Regions from separate parts of the Homo sapiens genome. Here region 1 is linked to region 2. The links are chromatin contacts, found by Hi-C or POLR2A ChIA-PET in ENCODE. All regions are on one chromosome and are shown on one strand. Each heading gives the region's core, a stretch centred on a gene start or an enhancer-like site at or near the end of the contact. The rest is flanking DNA. Distances are from core to core; before and after follow the strand shown. Region 1 has its middle 7.0 kb from the start of MIR4418. Region 2 has its middle 38 kb from the start of MIR4418.

The links. A loop is a pair of places that touch in the nucleus more often than their neighbours do. ChIA-PET counts read pairs that join two places held with the same protein, here RNA polymerase II (POLR2A). Pooled maps may share reads with other maps.
Region 1: a map of PC-3 shows a loop between it and region 2 (14-fold over the local background). The contact joins two enhancer-like sites. A Hi-C loop is called at or near these places in 4 of 168 maps with a recorded cell type or tissue (Caco-2, Calu3, PC-3 and 1 more) and 1 of 50 pooled maps. POLR2A ChIA-PET finds 5 or more read pairs at or near these places in 4 of 52 experiments (H1, PC-3, WTC11 and 1 more).

What each region holds. Positions count from the first base shown.
Region 1 is chr1:22,270,731-22,275,839 of GRCh38, forward strand. No RefSeq gene overlaps it. Among named protein-coding and RNA genes, the nearest start is that of MIR4418, 7.0 kb to the left of the region's middle. Within about 2 kb of position 3,426, at least 3 of the 41 ENCODE cell types and tissues checked have a DNase peak (open chromatin) inside an H3K27ac peak, as active enhancers do; they include PC-3, where a contact is called at or near this core.
Region 2 is chr1:22,225,780-22,230,940 of GRCh38, forward strand. No RefSeq gene overlaps it. Among named protein-coding and RNA genes, the nearest start is that of MIR4418, 38 kb to the right of the region's middle. RefSeq lists an enhancer at 3,133-3,766. Within about 2 kb of position 3,037, at least 2 of the 41 ENCODE cell types and tissues checked have a DNase peak (open chromatin) inside an H3K27ac peak, as active enhancers do; they include PC-3, where a contact is called at or near this core.

The DNA.
Region 1 (5,109 bases), core at 2,176-4,675, 45 kb after region 2:
AACGCTTTCATCACGCTAATAAAATGAAACGTTCCTGAAGTAACATCAGGGCTCATGGTTTCACCAGTTGTTCCGTGGCCGTGCAAATTGAGGCTGATAACTGTGAACCCAGAACACATTTGTCCAGCAATTACTGGTGCTTACAGGGGTGCAGAGGCAGACCCCACGGCACTGGGACCCTTCGGATGTGGGCTGAGGAGAAGGCATCAAAGAAGGCATCAAAGACTCCCAGATGTCTGGCCTGCACACTGGGGGATGGGGGGCAGTGGTGGTGACAAATCAAAGCCGGAGAAAAGGCCCAGTGACAGTGCAGAGAGACAAAGATGAGAGCTGCTGCGTGGCTTTGCCCAATTCACAGCCTCTCTCCGAGCCTCAGTGTTTTCATCCGTCAAATGGGATTCAGAATCTCTACCTCAAAGCACCTCTGAGAGTGAGAGCATGCATTGAAAAGTTCATAGTGACATCTGCTTAAGACACACGATTTGAGTACGTTCTGCCTGACTTAAATGGAATGAGTGTGGGACCCACCCTTAGACACCAGGCACAGAAGTGGTCACTAATTCAGGTGGCTGGGTGATTTTGCTTTTATAAGAAGCAGCCTTGAAATGTTCTTGGTGATACAGTCAGGTCCCCAGAGGGCCTAGACCCTCCCTGCTGGGGACAAAGACCCCCACTGGACTGGTGGACACCCAAAGCCCTTTAGGCCAGCACCACAGTGGTCCCTGCTAAGCGGCCCAGTGGGGAGTGCCTCTCACAAAGGGCAGCCATGCACGGCAAGGGTTAATGTCAGTGTTAGGAAATGGAAAATTGGCCCAGGCTTCAGGGGGAGTGAGAGGCTCAGAGACGTGGGGTCTTCACTTACACTGAAACCAAATGCAGCCTTGTCAGTGGCAGTTGGGGATAAAAACGAAGCTGCTTGTGGCCTGGGGTTGGCCAGGGGAACAAATGGTTCCAGGCTCCTCGTCCTCAAGTGGAAACAAAAGGAATCAACTTTTAATGATTTCCGCAGTGGTGGCAGGATTTTCCTCCCAGAGGAGAGTTTGAAGGTGTCCCCAGTCCCTCCAGTAGAGCTGTAACATCCTCTCAGGCCGGATGCCTTACTCGTTCATTCACTCACTTCTTTACTCATTTGTTCACTCAGGTTCATTCACTCACTTATTCACTAATTTATTCACCATCATTCATTCATTCACTCATTCATTCACGCATTCATTTGTTCATTTATTCACTAATTTACTCATTCATTCATCCATTCACTCATTCATTCATTTATTCACTCACCACTCCTTCATTCGCTCATTTACTCACTCGTTCACTAATTTCTTCATTCACTACCATTCATTCATTCACTCATTCATTCATGCATTCACTTGTTCATTTATTCACTAATTCACACATTCATTCATCCATCCATTCACTTACTCATTTGTTCACTCATTCACTTTTTTTATTTACTCACCACTCATTCATTCACTCATTCACTTCATTTGTTTACTTATTTATTCACTCACCACTCCTTCACTCACTCACTCACTTATTCATTCATTTATTTACTTGTCATTTATTCACTTTAGTTAGAAAGAATCAGCAAAAAAAAAAAAACAAAACAAAAACAAAAACCAAAAAGAACATAGACAAATAAAGCTAGAATAAATTGCCTAAGTGTTATGAGGAAACCAACCAGGGGCTGAGGTGGCAAAGAGCAAGGACTCTGCTTTGGAGGAGGCAGTCAGGAAAGTGTTTGTGGGGTGACAGCCACACTGAGCCCTCCATGAGAAGAGGGGAGGGGTGGGGATTCCAGGCAGAGGAGGAGCACGGGCCCATCCCTATGTCTGAGAGATGCCCTGGCTGGAGTGAAGCCACGGAGGACGGGGTGGTGGGAGTGAGGCTGGGGAGTGGAGCTTGGGCTGGGCCTGCAGGAGGGGAGGAGGCTGGAGGATGGATAGGGCAGGGTCAGGGTGAACGAAACAACTCACTCCTTTCCTCCCACCTGGGGAGGCCCCAGAGCCAGCCCTTTCCTTGGGTCCTGCGTAGGGCAGGGCAGGTCCACCTGGAACTTCTGTCTCAACCCCCAGACACACCAAACAGGACCCTCCAGCCTGCCCAGGTGCAAGACCCTGCTGGGCCTGGGTGAGGTGAGATGCACCAGTGCCAGCTCCAATCTGCCCTTGCCAAATGCTCTTCCAAATTGGCTCCGTGAAACCAGAACCGTGAAATCCCGTCAGGATAGCTGGAGGTAAGCACAGCGGTGGAAGGATTTAGACCACGTCGAAACGGCTCATGGACAAGAGGGTGAGAACCCGTGGACTCCTGGGCAAAGGCACCATCGGGAACATTAAGAAAGCAATCCCACCTCAAACCCACAACCAAAATATTTTATAAGAACCCTCCCTTCCCCCCCCACTCTCTTTTTGTCAAGTAAAGGATACACACGGCCTTTCTACTTGTAACCTGGCCAAGAATAATTTGTGGCAGGAAAGTTTGAGCATTTGTCAAAATAAAATAAAAATGTAAAAAAAAAAATTGCGAGCACTTGAGTGTACATTTGTGTGAAACTAAACAGAGGGAAAGTTATTTAGGTGGTAAAATGTCTCTGCGTTTCCCTCCTGCCCCCTGTCCCCTGACACACGGCCCCCCTCCCCAAGTGTTGAAAATGTGATTGTTCGGGTATTTGTTTTGTTAATCTCCCACCAGGGCTGAGGGGCTGCAGGCTGGGTTTCTTCTTGTTCACGCAGGGCCCTGGCTGCCAAACAAGTTTCCCCCCACCTAGCCCAGGGCCAGGGACTGGTGCACCTGTTCCCTGCCCGTCTAGGGAAACGGTGGGGTTGGGGGAGTAAGTTTTTGTCCTTTCAGCAAAGGTAGCTTTGCCCCACCTGAGACCCCAGCTCCTTGAGGATACTTAATATGAGAACTCACCTCCCTATCACCCCCTGAAGCCATGGGTTCTGGCCTACACCCCTGGGTGGTGCTGAGGCCTGAGGGGAGTGCCAGGCTCCAGGTGAGGTCTGGCATAGTGGTTAAGAGAACCAGGCAGAGGAATCATCCAGACCTGGGTTTGAAGCTGATGCAGCCATTTGCTGATTGGATGAGTGACTTCACTTCTCTATGACCCAGTTTCTCATCTGTAAATGGAGTCAAAGATAGTAGCTACTTTGCAGCATAGTTGGAAGGGTTGAAGTGACTCACATGGGGGAAGGGATTAAGACACTCCTGGGCACATAGTGGCTATTTAATAAACTTGAGTGCCTACTATTGATGGGCTTTAAGCAGCATTGGAGGCTTCAAGAGGATGGTATTTTGCTTCTCTGTGACTCAATTTCCCCCTCTGTAAAATGGGGATAATGGCTTGGCCCCCTTCATAGTGTTGTTTAGGAAGATTGAGTGAAATGAGCAAAATCCTCAGGCAAGCGAGAGGCACATGGTATGTGCTTATTAAGCATTAGCTGTAGTATTGTCACGTCTTTGCTCTATCCTGTCATACAATTTCCTTTTGAGTCAACAAAGAAGGAAGGAAACAAGTGTTCATGGGCAGCTGCCATTGGCCAGGCCTGGCACGAGATGCTTTTCCATGAGTGACCTTGCCGTCTGTCCCTAGTGCGTTCCCACACAGACCTTGGTCTCCTTTTGCAGGTGAAGAAACTGAGGTTTGGGCAACTCAGCAGGTTAATGGCAGAGCTAGGAGGAGAGCCCAGGCTTTTCTGATTTGGATTCAGGAGATTCCTTTTAGGGCTGAGTCCTGCATGGGCCGGACCAGACCAGAAGGAGGGGGTAGATGGCGGTGCTGATAATGATGATGATGGTGATGATGATGGGTGCTGGGCGGGTGCTATGTGAAGTTTGTTACATATGTGATCACACTGGGCTCTCCCTACAATCTTATGAGGTAGATTAATCATCTCCATTAGACAGATAAGGAAACTGAGGTTCAGGAAGACCCTGAGCATTTGCCTTGACTGCTCTGTGCTACCAGCAAGGAACCCAGGGCTTGGCACCTAGCACATCATTGATGCTTAATACCCAGCTGTTCCTATTTCCTTTATCTTGCCCTCACCCTTTTCCCTAGAGGGGTCGGACCATGAGAGCTAAAAGGCCCAAGCCAAAGCCCAACTCACTCATTTAACAGATAGGGAAATTGAGTCCAAGGTCAGGGGAGGATCTTGACTAAATCAGGCAGAGAAAGCCAGGCCTGATGGTCAGTGGAGGCCCAGATAATTGTCTGGGGGCTGCAGGAGGGGAGGAAGGGATGGAGGAGATGTAGGTGGCCAGGGGGAGGGCCTGGCTGCTGCTTTAGAAGAGAGGGTAGGCGAGAGCAGGTCTGGGAGGAGGAAGAGCCCTCGGGCACTCCCCACTCACACTATATAGCTTGACTGCTCCCCCTACCCAAAACACAGCCTTCCTTGCCTCTTTCCCTCCCATCATGCCTCTCCTTGCCCCCTCCTAGCCCTCCCTTTGGTGAGACTCCAGCCTAGGAGCTGGGACCTGGTCCCAAGACTCTAGAAACTTGAGTAAGCCCCTTCCTCCCTGGGGAACCCATAAAACGAGGGACAGTGGCATGTACCTCCCCTGCAGGTGACAGGACAAATGAGGTAATGCAGGTGAAAGGCTGGAAACTAGACAGAAATGGGAGTTGTTGTTATTTTTATTATTACTACATCAGATAACTGGTTGGACTGCATTTTTCTCTGGTTGCCCCCGGGGCCCTGTAGAAACAGCTTCAAATTGTGCTGAAAATTGCTGAGGACACAAATCGGGAAATCTGGGCTCTACCCTCACTCCCTCCTGACTCATGGGGCACTTTGGACAAGATCTGGTTCCTGTCCCTCTCTTGGTCCCTGTCTCCCATCTGGATGGTGCAGGTGGACGACATGTTCTGTCTCTGTCCCTGGAACTTTGTAGGTGGCAGCTCTTGGCCTTGTTTGGGTTTGAGGAGGCGCCACTGGGACCAAGGGAGTGGGGAGACCAGGCAAGGATGGGTCCATGGCAGCCCCCTGGGTGCCTGAACCAGACGCTTACTGGGTCTGACCATGGACGTGAGTGAGTCCTCCCCACGCCTCTTGCTGTCCGCTCCCTGAAACATCTTGGGAAAGGAGAGTTGGCCCATCCTGAGAC
Region 2 (5,161 bases), core at 1,787-4,286:
GGAAAGACTAGCATTCAGGTCATGAGATAGAAAGAAAAAGGGTTGGGGTGGCCGTATTGGGACCTCCTAGTCCCCAGGGCCTTGGCTTGAAGTCTTACCTCCTTAGCTCTCTGAGCTGATGGACAGGAAGGGACAAAGGCTCAGCCCCCAACTGGGGTTGGGGTCAGCTGAGGGGGCTTTCCGGGGCAGCAGCGAGGGCAGGGGGAGCCCTGCCTGGCTTTGTGATTCAGGGATTTGCTGTAATCCCAGTCCTTCCCTGCAGCCTGTCTAATCCCCACCCGTGGGGCTGAGCCTTTTCAAGATCTGACTTTGGCCTGAAAGGCTCCCAGAGGGGCCCACATTCCTGCCCACGGCATCCCCGCTCCTAGGAGGAAACTCATCAGGGTCTCTCCCCACCCCGGCATGGGGCTTCTCATCCTTGGGAAAAAGAGACAGTGCTCATAAATCCAGGGAAAGTTAAGATGGCCGTGAGAGAATCTGGAGTGTTTGACCTGCTTCCTTGGAGGAGACGGTGGTCTTTGATGCCTGGGTCCTGGGCCTTGTGCCATCAAGGAAATGGGTGAAGGAGATGCTGGCAAGAATGAAGACCTGTTGGGGGCAGCGGTTAACCACCTCCAAGGCCTGATGTGAGCTTCCTCTTTAACCTCATTGTTCACTTGACAAGCTCCAGCCACCTGTCTTTCGGATCCTAAGGCTCCCCAAGCTGCTTCCTGCCTCAGGACCTTCGTACAGACTTCCCCTTGGCTTGGAGATTCTCTCCCCTGATCCTTGCATGCTGCTCTTGCTTGTAACTGAGATCTCTACTTTGGGAGGCCAAGGTGGGCGGATCGCCTGAGGTCAGGAGTTTGAGACGAGCCTGGCCAACGTCGTGAAACCCTGTCTTCACTAAACAACAACAACAACAACAACAAAAAACAAAAAAACCCAAAAACCAAAAAGAAAAAAACCAACAACAAAACCTAGCTGGGTGTGGTGGTGTGTGCCTGTAATCCCAGCTACTTGGGAGGCTGAGGCAGGAGAATTGCTTGAGCCCAGGAGGCAGAGGTTGCAGTGAGTTGAGATTGCGCCACTGCAGTCCAGCCTGGGTGACAGAGCAAGACTCCGTCTCAATAATAAAAAACAACAACAACAACAAAATAACTGAGATCTCAGCTGCAATGTTACTTCCCCCAAGGCCCCATGGTCCCACTCTGTCATGTCACCCCGTGTCTCAGTTTTATTTCTTGCCTTTCCTTGTCTCCTCCGACTGGAAAGTGAGACCTTGAAGAGCAGGGGCCCCGTCCGCTGGGCTCCTGGCCATAACCCCCTCTAAGAATAATACCCAGTGATTCATGGTTCTCAGTGCATGTGCAGAGTAAGTGAATGAATGAATGGGAAAGGACAGAGTTACTTGAAGAAGAAGGAGAAAAACTTGAAAAGGGATGATCCTGCTCAACTTGTGAATCACAGATATGCTTCCCCTTGACACCAAAAGCTGCCCTGTGAAACCTGTATTATTATCCCATTTTTACAGATGAAAAACTAAGGGGGAAAAGGTTCAATAACCCACCAAGCCCACACAGGCGGTAGACTTGCAGGAAAATAATATTAGGGGCCTTGATTTTCACTCTCATTCTTACACTGAAATTCCCAGCACCCGAAATTTTACTTTTAGATATGCATTCCTTTTGCTTGGACATTGCCCTCTCAAGAACTTTCTTTCTTTCTTTCTTTCTTTTTCTCTTTCTTTTCCTTCCTTTCTTCCTTTCTTTCTTTCTTTCTTTCTTTCTTTCTTTCTTTCTTTCTTTCTTTCTTTCTTTCTTTCTCTTTCTTTCTCTCTCTCTCTCTCTCTTTCTTTCTTTCTTTTTCTTTCTTTCTTTTTATACAGAGTCTCGCTCTGTCGCCCAGGCTGGAGTGCAGTGGCACAATATCCACTCACCGCAACCTCTGCCTCTGGGGTTCAAGCAATTCTGCCTCAGCCTCCCAAGTAGCTGGGATTACAGACACCCGCCACCACACTTGGCCAATGTTTGTATTTGTAGTAGAGGTGGGGTTTCACCATGTTGGCCAGGCTGGTCTTGAACTCCTGACCTCAGGTGATCTGCCCACCTCGGCCTCCCAAAGTGTTGGGATTACAGATGTGTGCCACCACGCCTGGCCAAGAACTTCTTTCTTTCTTCTTACCTTTCCTCTTAGTTAGTAGTGAGAGAATTTTACATGAATGATTATTGTAGATGCATAACATGGTAGTTACAGAAGGAGTGTTGGAGGCTGTGTTCTAACTTGTCCATTTTATAAGTGGAGATACTGAGGCCCAGAAAGCAGAAATAATGTCCTCAAAGTCACCACATAGTAGGTGCTCACTAAGTGCTTATTAATTGAATCAACATAAACACGCACATTACAGAGGAGGCACGACCTGTTTGGAAGTCTCAGTAGCACGGCTTTGACTCCCAGCGCATTCAGCACTTCAGTGTCCGAAAGCACATTCGTGTACGTGATTGCAGGTAAGCACTTTATGATTCCCATTTTACACATGGGGCAAGTGAAGCCCAGAGAGGTAAAGCATCTTGTCCAAGGTCACACAGCAAGTTAAGAGGTAGTGTTGGGATTTGAACTTAGCTCTTGCATAACCTCTGCGGCTTTTTCTGGAACTCTGGCAGAGAGTTCAGCCAGTTATCTCTTGCCCCTTTCCAGGGGTCCCTGGGCTGGTCCATGGGGACATGGACCCAGGGGCCAGGGCTGGCCCTGGGCTTGCTCAGCCAGGATGTGTGTGAGTGTGAGTGTGAGTGCGTGCACATGTGTGAAGTCAGTGGCCTCACCCCTGCTGTTCCTGAGCAAGTTTCTGGCAGCTGCAGCTTATGATTGGTGTGGGGCACAGGCTGCCCAGGAGTGGCTGGGATCCATGTCTGCCCTGCTGCTACCTGCCTCCCCTCCTGGTCGTGGGCAGGCAGGCGAATCTTGTGCTGGGACTTGCCGGAGCCTCCGCATCAGGCGAGGCTGCAGGTACATTCCTCCTCCCTGGAGTCCCGGTGCTGCAGCTGGGGGGCCAGGCACTGACTAATTCTATACAAATTGGCTGATATTCTGAAGAATGCCATTCTGTAAGAAAGCAAATATTTAAATACTCAAGGCTGGGTCCTCTCCACCCCCGCACCCAAGTCCTGTCACCTGCCAAACGCTGGCAGAGCCTCTTGGAGGCATTTTGGGGCTGCACACCTGGCGGCCCCATGGGAGCTTTGTGACCCCCCCCTAGACTGAGCAGGGGTGGCTGGCAGATGGGACACCTGAAGCGGGACCCAGAGGGGGCTGTGCTGAAGCCCACACCAGGCAGCTTTTATCCCAGAGGGGAAGGTGGGGGCTTGATGGGGAATTAGAAACTCTGGTCTGGGCACTTTCCTGTGTATGCTCTTTGGGCCTCAGTTTCTCCATATGTAATATGGCATGTATGAATGGCCAAATAAGTGGTTTTCTAATCTGGTTGGACCCCATCCCAGACAAAATCTGAGAAGGCAGGGCCCAGGACCCTGCATTTTTACCAAGCCCCACGGGGAGCATGATGCAGTTGGTCCAGCCCCCCTGCCTATTCATGCCACACTGGCCAGAGAGGATCGCTGTGAATGGGCTTCAGAAAGGCCTCCCACAGCTTTAGCTGGGGGGAGGGCACAGCCGCCTGTAGAAGGAACAGCATGGCAAGGCCAGGGAAACTGTGAGGCCCTCTGGGAAAGTGGTGGGAGCATAGGTTGTGGGGTGGGGACAAAGGTGGTGTAGCTCAAGGCCTGGGACAGCAATGGCTAAGCAAAAGGAATGCATGTCTAAGAGTAAAATTTCAGGTGCTGGGAATTTCCGTGCATGACTAAGAGTGAAATTCAAGGCCAGCAAGGATTCTTTTCCTGCATGAGGCTTTCCTTATCTCAGCTTCATTCTCAGGCCACCTAATGACTCTCTTCTTTGACCTCCCAGGGCACTGACTCTCTCCCTCTCTTTCTAACTGAACTGTCAGTTACACAAGCTCACATTTTGCATGACTTTATGCATTTCCTTCTTGACAATGATGACAATAGCACTGCCTTCCCTTTGTTACACACTGTGTGTCAGGCCGTGTACTGACCACTTCTCTTGCATTCTCTCTCCTTCTCTTCACAAGAGCCCCATGAAGTGGTTTCTGGTGCTCTCCCCACTTGACAGAAAAGTAAACTGAGGCATAGAGTGAAGTGTCGCTTGACCAGGGGCACCCAGCGAAGATATGAAGAGCTAGGATTTGGCTTTGGGTCTTCCAACCCAGTGGCCTGGACTCGCACCCACCCTCTCCACTGTCGTTGGTGAGTTCCTCCAGGGCAGGGACTGGGGCTGATCTTCTCTGTGCCCTCAGTGCCAGTGTGAGGCGGGGCACATGGTGGACCCTGCCTGGTGCCAACCACATGGATGTGCTGTGAACATTAAATAATTGTCCCCATTTTACAGGTGAGGAAACTGAGGCACAGGAAATGGAATGACTCGTCCAAGGTCCTAGAACAGGCAAAAGGCAGAGGTAGTTGTCTTAAGCTGGGTCCCCCAAAAGCCAACCCCAAGTCAAGGATTTGAGTGCAAACAGTTTACCTGGGAGCTGATTTCCTAATGTCCAGATTGATGAGTCAGGAAATGAGACAGGAAGGGAAAGAGGCCAACAAGAGGAGGGTGTGTCGGTCAGCAGGTGAGCACTCTGGCCAGCTGGGCACAGACCCCTGGGGAAGTCTGGGAGAAGGGACAGAACAAGCCTCAGCATTGCCCCTCCAAAGGGGAGGAAATTGGGTTATTTTTCCTCCACTCTCATCTGTGTTTGGCTGAAGGCTGTTTCAGGCACTTCTGGGCCAGTATGTTCTGCGGCTGTAGAGGCAGAGTCACTGTTTGTTATTTGCAGTGAGAAATGGGATAGTGGGTATAGATGGGCAGTGACAGCTGCTGCCACAGAAATGTTCAAAACGTGGATTTTCAGAACTAAAATCTGTCCATCTATCATTCACACATCCATCCATTCATCCATTCACCCATCCACCCACCTACCCATCCACCCACCCGTCTGTCCACCCACCCATCCATCTACCCATCCACCTACTCACCCCCCCACCCATCCATAGTTTACTTATCTATCCATCTGTGCATCCACCCATCATCCATCCACCCACTCATCTGCCCACCCATC